Linked DNA regions of Homo sapiens: all the other regions are linked to region 2. A link is an interaction called in ENCODE POLR2A ChIA-PET data of the cell type or tissue named here. Cell type or tissue: GM12878. All regions are shown on one strand. Each heading gives the region's core, and the rest is flanking DNA. Links, peaks and the distances in the headings are about the cores only. Region 1 has its middle 7.2 kb from the start of PLEKHB1. Region 2 overlaps FAM168A (family with sequence similarity 168 member A). Region 3 overlaps RAB6A (RAB6A, member RAS oncogene family).

Region 1 (6,417 bases), core at 942-5,941, 120 kb before region 2:
CTCACTGCAAGCTCCGCCTCCTGGGTTCACGCCATTCTCCTGCCTCAGCCTCCTGAGTAGTTGGGACTACAGGCGCCCGCCATCGCGCCCGGCTAATTTTTTGTATTTTTTAATAGAGATGGGGTTTCACCATGTTAGCCAGGATGGTCTCGAACTCCTAACCTTGTGATCCGCCCACCTCGGCCTCCCAAAGTGCTGGGATTACAGGCGTGAGCCACCGCGCCTGGCAATGTTGGTTATCTTTTCATGTGCTTATTAGACATTTGTATACCTTCTTTGGGGAAATGTTTATTCTAATCTTTTGTCCATTTTTTAATTGGGTTATTTGGCTTTTGTTGTTGAGATGTAAAAAGTTTTTAAAACTAATAAAATATTTTTCTAATTTTTTTTAAGGCTAGGGCGTGGTGGTATGCACCTGTGGTCCCAGCTACGAAGGAGGCTGAGGTGGTAGGATCGCTTGAGCTCAGGAGATGGAATGCACCACTGCACTCCAGCCAGGAAGTGTAATGGTTAGTTTTATGTGTCAACCTGGCTAGGCTATAGTCCCCAGTTACTCAATCTAACACACTAATCTAGGTGTTGCTGTAAAAATATTGTGTAGATTTGGTTGACCTATACAATCATTTGAAGTTAAGTAAAGGAAATTATCTTTGATAATTGGTGGGCCTCACCAATCAGTTGAAGGGTCTAACAAGCAAAACAGGTTTCCCTGAGAAGGAAGAAATTCTGCCTGTGGATTGAACTGTAGCCTCAGCCCCAGCCTGAGAGTTTCCAGCTTGCTCTGCAGATTTTAGACTTGCCAGCCCCCTCAATCATATAAGCCAATCCCTTAAAATAAATCTCTTTGTATATGTATATATCTCCTACTATTTCTGTTGCTCCGGAGAGCCCTGACTAATGCAGGGAAGAAGAGGATGTCTTCCTTCCATTAACTCCCAATTTGAATCAATTGGAAACACCAGGTTTGGGAATGAAGGAGGAAGGCCTGGCAGACAAGGAGATCTGAGGGGAGGGTGTTGAGAGCCTCCCGTCTAGAGGAAACGGTACCCCATGTCTAGAGATGGGAGGTGGTGAAAATGTTACCTGAACAATACTCCATCTGGATCATCAGATGAATAAGGACTTCTAGAAGCTCAAGTTTAATCACTGTTTTCTTTATTCTTTGGTTTTTGTTTTTTTGAGACAGTGTCTTGCTTTGTTTCCCAGGCTGGAATGCAACGGCGCGATCTCGGCTCACTGCAACCTCTGCCTCCTGGGTTCAAGTGAGTCTCGTGCCTCAGCCTCCTCAGTAGCTGAGACTGCAGGTGCGCACCACCACACCTGGCTAATTTTTGTATTTTCAATAGAGACAGGGTTTTGCCATTTTGGCCAGGCTGGTCTTGAACTCCTGACCTCAGGTGATCCACCCACCTCGGCCTCCCAAAGTGCTGGGATTACAGGTGTGAGCCACCATGCCCAGCCTCTTTATTCTTTATCTCATCTTTGTGATCTCTAGTTTTGAGATGAGGAGCTTTCTTTCAGCCTCCTGTACTCTCAACTAACAATCATGAGCTTTTAGTTCAAGGGAAATAACTTGGTTTTGAGAAGAACAAATGATCCTGTTGCACTGTGCTACAAGGTCTTTGACTTGCTTTCTGAAGGTCTTCAGCTCTTTATAACAGGCTCATCTTGGCATTTGCTTCAGAACTTTCTTCCTCTTGCTCCAATAATGACCTTCCCAGACAGATCATTTCTCAAGAGACGACACTGCTTTGTCTTGACAAAGTTCAGTCACTTCATTTCCTCTCTGCAGAAGATTTTGATCTGCACTTTCAGTCGAGGTTTGCTCAGCCTGAAGATTTTTCACCTGATCTGTCTTGGCTTTTCTGTTTTCTTCTTTAGCAATGTTGATGTAGAATTGATTTTTCTCCCATCTGGGATGTTTAAATGTACACTTGACTTTTCAACATTAATTTCTTCCTGGCTCCTCTTGTCTGGTCATAAATACTCTCTTCACCTGCAGATTCTAAGTTATTACCCATGTTCTCTTCTCCAAGGGAAGCTATCACATCTTTTATCTTTAGGCCAGGCATGGTGGTATGCACCTATAGTCCTAGCTACTGGGAAGGCTAAGGCAGGAGGATTGCTTGAGCCCAGGAGTTCAAGGGAGCAGTGAGCTATGAGAGCGCCACTGTACTCCAACCTGAGCAAAAGAGATCTTGTCTCAAAATAAATAAATAAACAAACAAACAGAAAAATTCTGCCCCAAACCAAGATTACTATTAACACATGTAGTATCACAACACACATTAACTCTCTCCCATTAATTCCCCAGGAGAGTAAATCTTAGTCTTACATTGTCAGATACTTCTCCATAGAATTTTGTTGCAGTGGGCCAGGGGTGGTGGCTCATGCCTGTAATCCTAGCACTTTGGGAGGCTGAGGCAGGTGGATCACTTGAGGTAAGGAGTTTGAGACCAGCCTGGCCAACATGATGAAACCTCGTCTCTACTAAAAATACAAAAATTAGCTGGGCGTGGTGGTGCATGCCTGTAATCCCAGCTACTCAGGAGACTACTCAGGAGGCTGAGGTAGGAGAATTGCTTGAGCCTGGGAGGCAGAGGTTGCAGCAAGCCGAGATCGCACCATTGCACTCCAGCCTGGGCAACAGAGTAAGTGAGACTGTCTCATTAGAAAAAAAAAAAAAAAAGAACTCTGCTGCAGCATCTTCTAGGTTTGTCCATGGTACAGATTCGTGGTGGAGGTTGCAGTGAGCCGAGACCCCGCCACTGCACTCCAGCCTGGGCGACAGAGTGAGACTCCATCTCAGAAAAAAAGAAAAGAAAAAAAAAAGAACAAATGAATGAGGGAGTGAATGAAGCCATCATTTGTCATCTATGAAGATTCACATATAATACTTTGTTGAATTGACAGATAATTCTTTTAGGAAAACTTAAAACTCCTTTCAGAACTCAGTGTAGGACGGTGGAGAGAAGACGAGGTGGTGGCAACTCTGGCCTGGGTTCCTCTCTCCCTCTTGCCCCACCCCCCACACCCACTCTTGCCACCCCCACTATGAGATTTGAACAAATTGCTGAACGCTTCTAAGTCTCCTTTCCTCTTCTGTAGGTGGAGAGAGCACTGCCCTCCTCATGTGAGTGTTGGGAGGATTAGGAGGATGACACAGAGCCCAGCAGGTAAGGGCTTCACTACCTTTTAGTGAACTTCTTTATTCCATTATCCAAGACATCAGCAACTCTTTCTATTGGTCAAATGTTTGGTTATTTTACCCAGGTTGAGCCAGATCTCAAAATACGAAAATAAGAAAATAAAATAGCTGCTATAAACTTAAAAAAATAAAATAAAATTCTTTTTACTGCTAGAAATAATATGTCTAGTAAACAGAAGAGATTCTAGTAAAAACTGCTAGAATTAATAAAAGAATTGGGCAAGGTGACTGCATATAAGATAAATATATAAAGCAAAAAACCGGCTGGGTGCGGTGGTTCACGGTTGTAATCCCAGCACTTTGGGAGGCTGAGGTGGGTAGATCACCTGAGGTCAGGAGTTCAAGACCAGCCTGGCCAGCATGGTGAAACCCCGTCTCTACTAAAAATACAAAAATTAGGGCTGGGCATAGTGGCTCACATCTGTAATCCCAGAACTTTGGGAGGCTGAGGCAGGTGGATCACAAGGTCAGGAGATCGAGACCATCCTGGCTAACACGATGAAACCCCATCTCTACTAAAAATACAAAAATTTAGCTGGGCATGGTGGCACGTGTCTGTAGTCCCAACTACTTGGAAGGCCGAAGCAGGAGAATTGCTTGAAACCAGGAGGTGGAGGTTGCAGTGAGCCGAGATTGTGCCATTACACTCCAGCCTGGGTGACAGAGTGAGACTCCGTCTAAAAAAAAAAAAAAAATAGCTGGGAGTGGTGGCAGGCACCTGTAACCCCAGCTACTTGGGAGGCTGAGACAAGAGAATTGAGAATTGCTTGAACCTGGGAGGTGGAGGTTGCTGTGAGCCAAGATCGTGCCATTGCACTCCAGCCTGGGCGACAAGAGTGAAACTCTGTCTCAAAAAAAAAAAAAAAAAAAAAAAAAGCGAAAAACCTGTTTTGTTTGTTTGTTTGTTTGTTTTTAAAGAAAACTTTACAATGAGGAATAAAAAGCAGCTGCAGACTGTTAGCTCCCCTTCCCTCCATTCCCTCCTCTGGAACACTGGCCCCCTAGGCCTGGTTGGTTCAGCAGATCTTCATTGCCTTTATATATTTGGTTTGGGACAAGGTGTGGGGTTCTTGTGAGAGGCTATTTTATCTGGCGTTTCTTGTCGTTCTCAGCAGGAGCACTCAATGCCAAAGGCTGCTGTATTATACTTGGAAGCAAAAGTGTCAGTCTCTTTTTACTCTTAAAATGAATACCAGGAAACAAAATGGTGGTGGGGATTATACTTATGATAGAAACCAAAACTATGAAATACTTCAGAATACATTTTCTTTAGAAGAGTATTGAACCCATAAAAAGAAAACCGCGGCTAGGCGCGGTGGCTCACGCCTGTAATCCCAGCACTTTGGGAGGCTGAGGCAGGCGGATCACAAGATCAGGAGATCGAGACCATCCTGGCTAAAACGGTGAAACCCCATGTCTACTAAAAATACAAAAAATTAGCTGGGCGTGGTGGCGGGTGCCTGTAGTCCCAGCTACTCGGAAGGCTGAGACAGGAGAATGGCTTGAACCCGAGAGGCGGAGCTTGCAGTGAGCCGAGATAGCGCCACTGCAGTCTGGCTGGGCGAAAGAGCGAGACTCCGTCTCAAAAAAAAAAAAAAAAAAAAAAAAGAAAACCGCAAAATCTTATTAAAAGACATAAAACAAGATTTGAATGAACGAAAAGACACATCATGTTTTTGTATGAAAAGATATAAATTCATAAAAACTCTTTAAAATTACTATATAAATTTCATGTAGTTCCAGCTAGAATATTAATAAATTTCTTTTTAAAAAAAGAATTGTCAAAAGTATGAAAAATAAGAACAGAGGAGGAGACCTGTTCTCCAGAAATCAGGATTGATCAGAAAACCAGTGTAATCAGAGCAATTGACAGCAGAGACTGCTAGTCTATCCTCAGTATTCATTCTTCCTTAGAACCCTAGATCTACATCTGGGTACATAGCCACTTGGAATAAAGACCACATCTCCTAGCCTATCTTTGAACTTAGTGTGGCTATGTGAGTAAATTCTGGCAAATGAAATACTGGCAGAAGTGTCCTGTGCAACTTCAGAAAATGTCCTTAGAGGGAGAGAGACATCTTTCTTTGTCTCTTTCACCTTCTGTTGGTTGGAAAGCAGCCATTTTGGCTGGAATTGGAGCAGCCATCTTGGACTGGGAGAGAAAAGCTATATGTTGATGGTGGAAGAACAACAAGACAGAAGGAGCCTGGGTCCCTGAAACTGTGGAAGAGACACAGGACTTATCTCTGGACTTCATTTATGAGAGAGAGAAATAAACGTTTATTTAGTTTAAGCCACTATTACTTTATTTTTTCTGTCAATCACAGGCAAAGCTGATTCTAATTGATATAAAATTTGGCACCTGGAAAAAGACTACTACAAGTGACAGAACCTAAATGCTTAATTAATGAATGCAGGTGGGTGGCAGATGGCAAAGACTCAGACATTGCTGACTGGGAAGCTTGTGATCCTTGTTATGCAGTGGTCAAACATTTGATCAAAACCTTGTGTTTCAGTTAACTATTATTGTGTGGCAAACCACCTCCAAACTTAATAGGTTAGAACAACAAGTGTTTTATTACCTCTCACCATTCTGTGGGTTGACGGTGACAGCTGGGTGGTTCTTCTGGATCTCACAGGGGTATTTCATGAGGTTACAGTCAGATTGAAGCTGGGGATGAATATGCAAGTTGACACCTCCTTGGTGTCACATGTGTGGCACCAGGATGGCCAAAAGCTGTGACCTCTCCTTCCACGTGGCTTAGCCTGGGCATCATAACATGGCGGCTGGATCCCAAGAATGCGAAAGTGGAAGACCTTCTTAAGGCTTAGGCCTAGAACCGGCAAGTGTCACTCTGCCACAGTCTATTGGTTAGAGTGAGTCACAGGCCCAGCCCAGATGTAAAGGGAGGATACTACACAAGGCTGTGAATACTGGTGACATGGCTCTCTAGGGACAATCTTCAGACAATAGCTACCTCACCTTGGAAGGCAGATCATGGACTGACTGAGGTTGTAGCAATGCAATGCAGCCATGTAGAAATGATAAGGAAATTCAGGGCCGGGTGCAGTGGCTCACATCTGTAATCCCAGCACTTTGAGAGGCCAAGGATGGTGGATCACCTGAGGTCAGGAGTTCGAGACCAGCCTGACCAAAATGGTGAAACCCCATCTCTACTAAAAATACAAAAATTAGCCAGGTGTGGTGG
Region 2 (6,417 bases), core at 717-5,716:
GGGCAACAGAGCAAGACTCTATTTCATATATATATATACACATACATATACACACACACATATATATGTATATAATATCAAAAATAAGGTAGAATGAAAACAAGTAGAAAATAGAAGAGGAAAGAAATAAATTAGAGGATCAGTTTAAGATTTATTTAAATTTAAAAGATTTAAATTTAAGAATATTAATTTTATTTTTTTAATGATTTTCTTTTCTCCAGTTTCTCTAGTTAGAGAAACTCCTCATAGTTAGATTTTGGATCTCCTCATAGTTAGGTTTTGGCTTATGAAGTGAAAGAAATCATCAAAGAAATTATACTTTTCCCAGGACTTAAGTACACATGTGCTTAGATTGAAAACCCTATCAATTCTCAATACACTGAATGAAAAAAGAAACACAACACCATAAAATTTCAGAACACCATAAAATTTCGAAATGAGAATATAAAAGCTTCCAGAGAGAATTAAGAGGTTATATACAAAAGCATTTGATTTCTCAAAAGCAGTATTGGAAGCTAGAAGAAAGTGGAGGAATTATCTTACATTCTGAGAGGAAAGGATTTTCAAGCTATAATTCTATACCCAGTCAAAACTAACAATTAATTATGAGAGTAGGGGCCGGGGGCAGTGGCTCCTACCTATACCAGTGCTTTGAGAGGCCAAGATGGGAGGATTGCTTGAGCCCAGGAGTTTGAGGTTACAGTGAGTTATGATCACAGCATTGTACTCTGGCTTGGGCGACAGAGTGAGATGCTCTCTCTTCAAAAAAAAAAAAATAGGGGAAAAGAGACATTTTCAGATATGCAGTATCTCAAAAGATTTATCTCCTACCTGTGCTATCTCAGGAAACTTGGTAGTTTGATATACCTAAATGAGATAGAAAAGGAAGAGGGGCTGGGCATGGTGGCTCACACCTGTAATCCAAGCACTTTGGGAGGCTGAGGTGGGAAGATGGCTTGGGTCCAGGAAGAGTTTGAGACCAGCCTGGGCAACGTGGCGAAACCCCGTCCCTACAAAAACAGAAAAATTAACCAGGCATGGTGCTAAAAGTTGAACGTGATTACCATTGGGAAGCAGAGGTCAAAGGTAAGATAGGGGATTGCTGCTTTTTTGATATAAGCCTTATAGTATTGAGTTTGACTTGTGAAACTATCAATCTATTAGCTTTAATCAAATGTAAAATTAAGGCGGTCACTGTGTGCCTATAGTGTCAGCTACTGGGGAGGCAGAGGTAGGAGGATCACTTGAGCCCAACTTCAAGGCCAGCCTGTGCAACATAGCAGGACCCTGTCTCTTAAAAAATAAATAAAATAAAATAAAATTATAAATGATCATTATGCCTTCCTTCTCCCCAAAAACATATGAAGTAAAGCGTTATTACCATACATGGAAATAAGGCCTGTAGAATTAGGGGACCAAAGGTTTTTAGAATGAGTTACTAGAGAAGCTGAAACTCCAGTTCTGGCTCTGACTCTCTGACTCTCACCATTGCCCTTTCTGCTCTAGAGAAAGCAGAAACCTTCTTTGGAGTGTTTGCTGGTGATGTTCACATGAGTAAACCTGTGGTTCCAGCAGCCCCCTCCTCTCATTGTGTGTGTGTGTGTTTTGTTTTGTTTTGTTTTTTGTTTGAGACAGAGTCTTGCTCTGTTGCCCAGGCTGGAGTTCAGTGGTGTTATCTCTGCTCACTGCAACCTCCACCTCCTGGGTTCAAGCAATTCTCCTGCCTCAGCCTCTCAAGTAACTGGAATTACAGATGCCCGCCACTATGCCTGGCTAATTTTTGTATTTTTAGTAGAGACTGGGTTTCTCCATGTTGGCCAGTCTGGTCACAAACTCCTGACTTCAGGTGATCCACCCTCCTTGACCTCCCAAAGTGCTGGGATTACAGGCGTGAGCCACCATGCCTGGCCTCATTGTCTTTTATATTGGCTGTTACAACCTCCGCATTTGGGACACTGCAAAGTATCTGACATAGCCAGTAAAAGTCCTAATGACCCCAGTTCCTGGCCAGGCGTGGTGGCTCACACCTGTAATCCCAGCACTTTGGGAGGCTGAGGTGGGTGGATCATGATGTCAGGAGATTGGTACCATCCTGGCTAACACAGTAAAACCCCATCTCTACTAAAAATACAAAAAATTAGCTGGGCATGGTGGCAGGCACCTGTAGTCCCAGCTACTTGGGAGGCTGAGGCAGGAGAATGGCGTGAACCTGGGAGGTGGTGCTTGCAGTGAGCCGGAGCTTGGAGTGAGCCGAGATCGCACCACTGCACTCCAGCCTGGGCGACAGAACGAGACTCCGTCTCAAAACAAACAAACAAAAAAAACCCAGAGTCCTGATGACCCCGGTTCCTGAGTAGCTGATTCTGTGTTAATAAATTAACATAAAATTGCTTTCCAAAATGTCAGTTCTGCAGCCATGTCCATTTTTTTTTTTTTTGGTGGACTAGAGATACCCCTTTATAGGAATTACATAGATCCATGCTCTTCAATTTAAAAGTTGATTGCTGGCCCCTGACAAAATACCCCTGTGGTAAGAGGGAAGTCACAGCCAGAGTTTAGAAGTCAGAGAACTTGAGTGCAAGCTATGCTCCATTACTTTCCTTGGTTTTTTTCCTCCTTTTAGTAAAGTAGGATATCTTCTTTTCTAGGGTACAGTTTCAACTTCCTTGAGAATTCCCTCCTTAACACCTTTGTTGAACTCTACTGTTCCCAAATTTGCTGTGCCTCATGTAGTCTTTTGGGTTACTTCTGTAAATAATTTGTCACTCATCCATCATGTGTGACAGTTTTATTCTCAGTGAGGAGTCCCATTGTCTAGTGCTGGGGAATCATTCTTTGCCCTCATTTGCCAACTAACAGCTTCAAGCCCAGAATGAGGGCCTCAGGATGAGTCAGTATCCTGGTGGTTTACATCAAATACTAGATTGTCCCCTTCCCCGTTGTTATTACCATTAAAGCATTCTTCTTCTCAGACATTAGCTGCAAGCTCCCTGTGTTTTCTTTGCTTAGTGAAGATAATCTGTGGTTGTTTTATCCAGGTAAAGACTAATTCCTAGTTCTAAAGAGGAAATTAGGAGCAGTTATCCCCTACCTCTCCATCTCCACCAGAGCAAAAGTTCTAACTAGATATGAACAAAAAAGAAGAGCAGAGTTTTCTTCTTCTTTTTTTGTTTTTTTTTTCTAATCTCCTTCCACCCTTGGGCTCAGTGGAATGGAAGAGGGGGCCCCTCAGCTTGGTCAAGTGCCCATGATGAGAGGGTGGGTAGGGTAGTAGGGTAGGTTGTGTCTCAGCTCTCTTGTCCCTGAGGAACAGTCCCTTCAGTTGCAACAATAGTACACACAATAGTAGTATAGGGTGTGTGTCCTGTTATTCAGGCTTCCCTGGAGAGGGGGCCAAAAGATTTCTTTTATGGGGCTAACTGGAAAGGACTGTGGCACTTACTGAGATAATCAACATTCATAGGCTAGGTCGCACATGCAGAACAACCTACCAATCCTGTCAAATTATAAGGCTATAATCAGTCTTATTAAAATGATAGCACATATATTTCCTGAAACTATTTTATCACAATGAAACTTTATCAGCTCATTTATCACTTGGAACCTACTGGTTTCAACAAATGTAAAAGACAGTTTTCTAGATCAAAACACTTTAAGGTAGTGTTTGTTGGAAGGTCCCTGGTCTTGTGAGGTGGTTTCCTGGAACCCGTTACCAGTACTGTTTTTTTTTTTAGCTGCTTATTTCCATTTTCTTTGGGGGATTGAACAGATGTTTGACAGTGGTTTAAAATAATATATAACCACATCTTTTTTTTTTTTGAATGGCTTGACACCTGATAAGAGAGGAACAAAGCCATTGGACAGGTTATGTAGGGAGCCTCATTGATGTTCTGAATATATAAAGGGGCTGAGTTTCATTTTAGACAGGGCATCCTTTGGTGACAGCATTGATTATCCTTTTCATTCAAGGATTATAATTTCAGTGAAACATTTTGAGATGACTGCTAACAAAATTAGGTCGAATCAGGTGTGATTTATGTAATGCACCATTAATGAGGCAATGAGAAAGTCAGCCCTGTCTTTCTGTGCCCTGAAATTCTAAAGAGGTTAATTACAGGAAGGCCTTCAAACCATATGTTCCTTTGTCTTGGAAACAGTCCCATTTTTGCATAATGTGCTTTCTATGTGACTACATCTAGTTATACAGTATTCAGTACCAGCATTTATTACTTGAGTTATTTTGTTTTATATCTGAAATTATATAAAGCTAGCTTTAAAACAATAATAAAATTAGGCCAGGCGCGGTGGCTCACGCCTGTAATCCCAGCACTTTGGGAGGCTGAGGCGGGTGGATCACGAGGTCAGGAGATCGAGACCATCCTGGCCAACATGGTGAAACCCCATCTCTACTAAAAATAAAAAAAAAAATTAGCTGGGCATGGTGGTGCACGCCTGTAGTCCCAGCTACTTAGGAAGCTGAGGCAGGAGAATTGCTTGAACCAGGGAGGCAGAGGTTGCAGTGAGCCGAGATTGTGCCACTGCACTCCAGCCTGGTGACAGAGTGAGACTCTGCCTCCAAAATAATAATAATAATAATAAAATTATAATTTTAAGAGGTGAATCTGATATGCTACACTTCTTGACCTGTGATTAACCCAACAATATTGCTTCAAAAATCTATGTACTGGGCAGAGTCACTACCTGTAGTCTCAGCTACTCAGGAGTTTGAGGTGGGAGAATTACTTGAGCCCAGGAGTTTGAGACCAGTCTGGGCAACATAGTGAGACCCTATCTCTTGAAAAAAAAAATATACATATATATATGTATACACACACAAACGCACACGCACACACACACACACATACATGCTCTGGTCTTTGTGCTGCTCTCTCCCTTGTTCTCTGTGTTCCAGCTATCCTCATCATCTCTCAGCTCCTCTGAGAGCCTGTCAAGCTTTTTTCTCCTTCAGTGACTTTGCTCATGCTGTTCTTTTTCCTAAAATATTTGCCTGTTCCTCTCTCCATCATGGCTAACTACTCCTCTGTTATGGCTTGTTTAATTGTCACTGCCTTGGAATGCCCTTTCTTGACTTGCCATCCTCAAGCAAATCTCTTTTTGCTTCTTTATAAGCTTCTGTTACATGTTGTAATTATAGGATGTATTAGTCTGTCCCACTTGTCCTTCATCTCTTTCCTCCTCTAGAGTGTAAACTCTGAGGATGGGGCAGTGGCTGAGTAATGCATAATTGCATTCTCAGTGCCTAACACAATGTCTGGGGCCTGACACATGGTAGGAACTCATAACAAATATTTGTTGAAAGCCTGAATGAATGAAGGAGACCCTTACATTTTTTTTCATGGTTCCTTCCTAGGAAGCATCCCATGAAAACCAGGCAAAAGCTGCATTCTAATGGTATTCATAAGATCAGACCCACCCAGATTCAAGGGGAGGAGAAATAGTATCTACCTCTTGATGGAGTTGTGGCAAGATCACATTGTGGTAGAGCATGTGGGATGGGAGATTGTCTCAGTCCATTTGTGTTGCTATAAAGGAATACCTAAGACTGTAATTTATAAAGAAAAGGGGCTTCTTTGGCTCATGGTCCTGTAGGCTGTGTGGGAAGCATGGCATCAGCATCTGCTTCTGGTGAGGGCTTCAGGCTGCTTCCACTCATGGCAGAAGGGGAAGGGGAGCCAGTGAAATTACATGGTGAGAGAGGAAGTTGAGGGAGGTGCCAATTTTTTTTGAGACAGTCTCACTCTGTCTCCCAGGCTGGAGTGCAGTGGCGCAATCTTGGCTCACTGCAACCTCTGCCTCCCGGGTTCAAGCAATTCTCCTGCCTCAGCCTCCTGAGTATCTGGGACTACAGGTGCGCACGACCACGCCCAGCTAATTTTTGTATTTTTTAGTAGAGATGGGGTTTCACCATGTTGGCCAGGCTGGTTTCGAACTCCTGACCTCGTGATCCACCCGCCTCAGCCTCCCAAAGTACTGGGATTACAGGTGTGAGCCACTGCACCTGGCCCAAATTCGTTTTAAGAGCCAGCACTGGAGGGAACAAACAGAGCAAGAACTTTTCCCCCACCACAATTCCACGCCCCCTCCCCACATTAATCTATTTATGAGGGATCTGCCTCCATGACCTACATACCTCCCACTAGGCCCCACCTCCAACACTGGGGATCAGATTTCTTTTTAAAAAATATTTTAATATGAAAATATTTTAATTTTTAATTAATTTTTAATTTTTAATGTTTTTTAATATTTTAAAATTTCTTTTATTTCACTTAGGATAGGGGATCAAATTTCAACATGAGGTTTGGAAGGTCAGATTTCCAAACTATAGCAGAGATGTTATTGTGACCATCTTTGGAAAATACAATCTGTTGCAAGAGATTATTCCTAGCTGGGTACTGC
Region 3 (6,417 bases), core at 873-5,872, 220 kb before region 2:
CAACCACATTCATTCTCTCCATTTTTAAATACGACTGTACAGGTGTAGTGTAGTTTTTTTTTTTCTTTTTTTTAAAGACAGAGTCTCACTCTGTTGCCCAGGCTGGAGTGCACTGGCGTGATCTCGGCTCACTGCAACCTCTGCCTCCCAGGTTTAAGCGATTGTCCTGCCTCAGCCCCCCCGAGTAGCTGGATTACAGGCGCATGCCATCACGCCTGGCCAATTTTGTATTTTTAGTAGAGACGGGGTTTCACCATGTTGGCCAGGTTAGTCTCAAACTCCTGACCTCAGGTGATCCGCCTGCCTTGGCCTCCCAAAGTGCTGGGATTACCGGCGTGAGCCGCTGCTCCTGGCCAGCTAGTTTTTTTTTTTTTAAATTAACTTTAGGAGAAACAAAAAATCTTGATTCAATTTAGGTCTTTTAGAGAAAGGCTACTAGATTTTTAAACTTTAGTTTTATTGACTAGGTAAGTTACACTGAAGTAGCATTAGCTTGGTTTATTTGATTTTGTTTTCCTCTAGAATTGCATCACCTAGGTGAGACGCCCTTGGATATGATATTGCAGTGAGGTTTGCTTGCAGCTGAGCTTTTCTGTTGTGATCCCTAGGTACTTTTCTCAACTGTCTTTGTTACCAGGATGGAACAATGACTAGATAGTGTCTTTTGCTTGGCTTTGTTACTACAATCATAGCATATGATTTAAGCTACCATTATCATAGCGGATTAATTTTTTATAGTGTTTTTTTGTGGGAAAAAGTAAAAAATATAAATATCTAATTGGTCTAGTTCAATACTATCTGGCCAATGTTATTGACCAAGAATTATGAAGCAGGTCAGAATTTATCATAGTTATAGATTGTAGACTAATTGAGTCCTCTCTTTTTTTTTTTTTTCTTTTTTTTGAGACAGAGTCTTGCTCTGTTGCCCAGGCTGGACTGCAGTGGCGCAGTCTCGGCTCACTGCAACCTCTGCCTCCCAGGTTCAAGCGATTCTCCTGCCTCAGTCTCCTGAGTAGCTGGGACTACAGGTGTGTGCCACCAAGCCCAGCTAATTTTTTGTATTTTTAGTAGAGATGGGGTTTCACTGTGTTAGCCAGGGTGGTGGTCTCCATCTCCTGACTTTGTGATCTGCCCGCCCGGGCCTCCCAAAGTGCTGGGATTACAGGCATGAGCCACCGGGCCCGGCCTGAGGCTTCTCTTTTTTATGCAAATACCAGTCTTAGATTGTGTGAATCCTAGGTATCCTTCAAGAGTATATTATGTGAGGACTTACTTTGCCACTTATAAAACTTATCTTTTAAATTAATATCCCTCGGTTTTCTTGAGGCCCCAATAATTAGTTTATCTAACTTTTAATAATCAACCTTAGAGGTGGCAGGATTTCTTGAGCCCAAGGACTTGGCACTGCAGTGAGCCATGATTGGTGTCACTGCACTCCAGCCTGAGACAGAACAAGACCCTGATTCAAAAAAATAAAAAATAAAAAATCAGGCTGAGTGCACTGGTGGCTCATGACTCATCCCAGCATTTGGGAGGCTGAGGCGGGAAGATCACTTGAGCCCAGGAGTTCGAGACCAACCTGGGCAATATAGTGACACCCCATCTCTTAAAAAATTTTTTAGTTTACTTTTTAGTTATCTTTGGTGTTCCAGTATTTATATATATATATATATATATTTTTTTTTTTTTTTTTTTTTTAATTATTATTACTATTTTTTTTTTGCAGTCTTGCTCTGTCTCCCAGGCCAGAGTGCAGTGCTGTGATCTTGGCTCCCTGCAGCCTCCACTTCCCAGGTTCAAGCGATTCTTGTGCCTCAGCATCCTGAGTACTAGACCTGCCTAATTTTTGTATTTTTAGTAGAGATAGGATTTCACCACGTTGGCCAGGCTGATCTTGAACTCCTGACCTCAAGTGATCTGCCCACCTCAGCCTCCCAAAGTGCTGGGATTACAGGCATGAGCCACTGTGCCCAGCCCCAATATTAGTTTAGTTTAGTTTAGTTTAGTTTTGTTTTTTGAGACAGGAGTCTCACTCTGTTGCCCAAGCTGGAGTGCAGTGGCGCAGTCTTGGCTCACTGCAGCCTCCGACTCCCAGGCTCAAGCAATCATCTGGGCTCAGCCTCTCAAGTAACTGGGACTACAGGTGTGTGCCACTATGCTGGGTAATTTTTGTATTTTTAGTAGAGACGGGGTTTTGCCATGTTGCCCAGGCTGGCCTCAAACTCCTGACCTCAAGTGATCTGCCTGCCTCGGCCTACCAAAGTGCGACCGCTCCTGGCCTCAATATTGGATATTTATTTTATTTTTTACTTTGAGACAGGATCTTACCCTGTTGCCAGGGCTGGAGTGCAGTGGCACTATCACAGTTTATAGTAGTTGCAAACTCCTGGGCTTGAATCTTCCTGCCTCAACCTCCCAAGTAGCTGGGGCTACAGGTCTACTCCACTGTGCTTGGCTAAATTTCTTTTTAAATGTTTTTGGAGATGGAGTTTTGCTTTGTTGCCCGGCTAGCCTTGGACTCCTTGCCTCAAGCATCCTCCAGTTTCAGCTTCCCGAGTATCTGGGATTACAGGCAAGAGCCACTGTCCCTGACCATTTTAGCCATTTTTAAGTGTGTAGTTCAGTGGCATTAAGAACATTCACATTGTAGTACCGGCTAGGCATGGTGCCTCACGACCATAATCCTGGTACTTTGGGAGGCCGTGGTGGGAGGATTGCTTGAGCTCAGGAGTTCAAAACCAGCTTGGGCAACTTAGTGAGACCTTGTCTCTATTAAAAATAAATAAATAAGTAAAAAATAAATAAAAAATAACATTCACATTTAGTACAACCATCACCTGCATAAATTTTTATAACAACTTTATGGAGCTAAAGTTTACATATCATATAATTTACTTGTATCAAGTATACAGTTTAGTGGTTTTTAGTATATATTAATAACATGTGGTCTTTTTTTTTTTTTTTTTTGAGATGGAGTCTCCCTCTGTTGCCCAGGCTGGAGTGCATGGTGTGATCTCGGCTCACTGCAACCTCCGCCTCCCGGGTTCAAGCAATTCTTTGCCTCAGCCTCCCGAGTAGCTGGGATTACAGGCGCCCACCACCACGCCCAGCTAATTTTTGTATTTTTTTTAAGTAGAGACGGGGTTTCACCATGTTGGCCAGGCTGGTCTTGAACTCCTGACCTCATGATCCACCCGCCTTGGCCTCCCAAAGTGCTGGGATTACAGGCGTGAGTCACCATGCCCGGCAATAATATGTGGTCTTTAGTGACTGATCTCTTTCAGTTAGTGTAGTGTTTTCAAGGTTCATTTGTTTTGAAGCATATTATCAATACTTCATCCCATTGTATCTGTGTACCACGTTTTGTTTATTAGTTGATGGACATTTGGCTTGTTTCTGCACTTTGGCTCTTATGGGTAGTGCTTGCCATATGTTATAATGATTTCATTATCATTTAGCTCAAATGATGATGAGTTTTAGAAACAGGGTCTTGCTCTGTCACCCAGGCTGGAGTGCAGTGGTGTGATCATAGCTCACTGCAGCCTCAAACTCCTAGGTTCAAGCAATCCTTCTGCTTCGGCCTGCCAAGTAGGGGACTACAGGTGCATGCCACCACACTCTAGTAAATTTTAAATTTTTTGTAGAGATAGGGTCTCGCTTATTTGCCCAGGCTGATCTCGAACTCCTGTATTCACTCGATCCTCCTCAGCCTCCCAAAGTGATGGGATTACATACACGAGCCAACACACCAAGCCTAAATTTCCATTGTGAGTTCTTCTTGAACCTCTGGGTTAGAAGTACATTATGTTATTTCCAAACATTTCAACATTTTCTGGATATCTTTTAGTTGTAAATTTCTTGTTCAGTTTCACTGAGGGCAGATAATACGTTCTATATGATTTCAAACATTTGAAATTTGTTGAGACTTGCTTTGTGTCCCAGCACTTGTTTTCTTTCTTTCTTCTTTTTTTTTTTTTTTTTTTTGAGACAGTGTCTCGCTGTGTCACCCAGGCTGGACTGCAGTGGCATGATCACGGTTCATTGTAGCTTTGACCTCCTGGGCTCAAGCAATCCTCCCACCTTAGCCTCTCAAGTGTCTGGGACAACAGTATGTACCACCATGCCTGGCTAATTGTTTTTTTTTTTTTTTTTCTTTTTTTTTTCTTTCTCGAGATGAAGTCTCACTGTGTTGCACAGGCTGGAGTGCAGTGGCACAGTCTTGGCTCACTGTAACCTTTGCCTCCCAGGATTAAGTGATTGTCCTGCCTCAGCCTCCGGAGTAGCTGGGATTACAGGCATGAGCCACAATGCCTGGCTAATTTTTGCATTTTTAGTACAGACAGAATTTCACCATGCTGGCCAGGCTGGTCTCAAACTCCTGACCTCAGGTGATCTACCCACCTTGGCCTCCCAAAGTGCTGGGATTACAGGCGTGAGCCACACCGCGCCTGGCCAACTGTACTTGTTTTCAATTAGGAGATACCTTCATCTAGAATTACTTTCACTGGTGAATTTCTTTTTCTTTTTTTTTTGGAGACAGAGTCTTTCTCTGTTGCCCAGGCTGGAGTGCAGTGGCACAATCTCGGCTCACTGCAACCTCCGCCTCCCGGGTTCAAGTGATTTCCCTGCCTCAGCCTCCCAAGTAGCTCAGATTGTGGGTCTCTGCCACCACACCCGGCTGATTTTTGTATTTTTAGTAGAGATGGGGTTTCACCATGTTGGCCAGGCTGATCTGAAACTCCTGACCTCAAGTCATCTGCCCGCCTTGGCCTCTCAAAGTGCTGAGATTACAGCCATGAGCCACCGCACCTGGCCTTAAAACGGTGAATTTCTCATATCTGTAATCCCAGCACTTTCCACCTGTATCGTCTGCTACTCTGGAGGCTAAGGTCAGAGGATTATTTCAACCCAGGAGGTTGAGGCCATGGTGAGCCACGATCATGCCACTGCACTCTGTTTCCAAAAAAAAAAAAGTAGGTGAATTGTATGGTATGTGATTTATCTCTCTCTGTCTCTCTCTCTCTTTTTTTTTTTTTTTTTTAAGGCAAGGTTGGGATTCCAGAAACTGCCTCCTCAAATACTGCTTATTCTCTCAAATAGACTTTTGAGGTTGGGATAGGTTTGATATTAGCAGCAAAATCCTGTAAGAGGGCCTGTAACTTCAAGATTATGTCCTGCATATGGGTTATTACAGATTTACTTGTCTGATTTATTGTTGAAGAATTTAGGTAATCTCGTATATAAGTAGAGTTACGTATTTAAATTTATTTCTTTCCAAATAAGATTGGAAAAATAAATAAAGCTTCCTAAGTTAGCTCTCTAATACTCATGGTCCTTGTTAAAGGCCTGAGATACCTTCTTTTTCTTCTAGCTAAAGTCTCCTTCAGACCTCATGTTTAAAGTTATTTTTCTCTGGAAAGTTTTTCTTTACCTTCTAGCCTTATAATAGAAGACTGCCCCCATTCACAACATGCTCTTGTACTTTTTATCACTCTGCAGTAACTTTTTGTCTCTCTGACTTAACCTTAGCAAGTACTATGTTCTGATTGTTTTTATATCCCCAGCATTTTTCAGTCCCTGGCATTTAGTATGTTCTCATTAAAAGGAAGAAATATAAGTGAGTAGGATCATTTTTCTATTATATTTGCCCTGGGCTACAAAAGTTTCAAAGATTGAGCCCTATCATTTGAATTAGAATTTATACCCAAGTTGTTTGCCAGTGGTTGTTAATACAGTCAAATGGAATGTGAATCCTACTGAGATCATTGTTGTGTCTGGCCTTCACAGAATTGCAAGAGTGTGTAATTAGCATGGTGCAGATGGTGTGATTTTAGGAATGTTATTATAAATGTTGAAATTGTGCTAGAATTTCTATTTTGTTTCTGGAGATTGCATTGAGGCAGCATAGTGAATGCAAATGTAGTTATTAAGAGATGATTTACAAATACATGCATCAAAATTTTATATTTAAACATGACTTTCAAAGGAAATGCTCATTGGAGCATTTCTCATTTCAGGCTTTTGGATTAAGGATGCTCAAGTATAATGCAAATTTTCTAAAATCTGAAATATTTATGGTTCTGAGCATTTTGGTTAAGAGATACTCAACTTGTAGTTGTCTTGTTCCTACCTACTTTTACTGAGAGACACTCTCCTTTAGTTTTTTTTCTCCTAGATTTTAGATTACTCCTGTTAGGAACCAGGCCTCACGGCAGGAGGTAAGCAGTGGGCCTGAGCTCCACCTCCTGTCAGATCAGTGCTGGCATTAGATTCTCATAGGAGCGAGAACCCTATAGTGAACTGTGCATGTGAGGGATCTAGGTTGCATGCTCCTTATGAGAATCTAATGCCTGATGATCTGAGGTAGAACAGTTTCATCCTGAAACCATCCACCGTTCCTCCTCCCCAACTCCCACA

What was found. Peaks named below come from ENCODE experiments on the same cell type or tissue, not always from the same donor. Only the 100,000 strongest peaks of a DNase experiment are listed, where the experiment ranks them.
Region 1: POLR2A ChIA-PET joins it to region 2 with 5 read pairs; 8 of 35 experiments call an interaction of 5 or more read pairs at or near these places.
Region 3: POLR2A ChIA-PET joins it to region 2 with 6 read pairs; 4 of 35 experiments call an interaction of 5 or more read pairs at or near these places.

The regions. Positions count from the first base shown.
Region 1 is chr11:73,636,128-73,642,544 of GRCh38, reverse strand. It overlaps the pseudogene LOC100419713. Among named protein-coding and RNA genes, the nearest start is that of PLEKHB1, 7.2 kb to the left of the region's middle. In GM12878, for the core only: no CTCF peak of the experiment used is centred there; no DNase peak of the experiment used is centred there.
Region 2 is chr11:73,518,224-73,524,640 of GRCh38, reverse strand. The region is part of intron 1 of FAM168A (family with sequence similarity 168 member A); the gene reads left to right. Among named protein-coding and RNA genes, the nearest start is that of FAM168A, 77 kb to the left of the region's middle. In GM12878, for the core only: no CTCF peak of the experiment used is centred there; DNase peaks (open chromatin) are centred at 2,830, 3,740 and 4,152; H3K27ac peaks cover 1,937 bases.
Region 3 is chr11:73,734,545-73,740,961 of GRCh38, reverse strand. All of the region lies in intron 1 of RAB6A (RAB6A, member RAS oncogene family), which reads left to right. Among named protein-coding and RNA genes, the nearest start is that of RAB6A, 23 kb to the left of the region's middle. In GM12878, for the core only: no CTCF peak of the experiment used is centred there; no DNase peak of the experiment used is centred there; H3K27ac peaks cover 332 bases.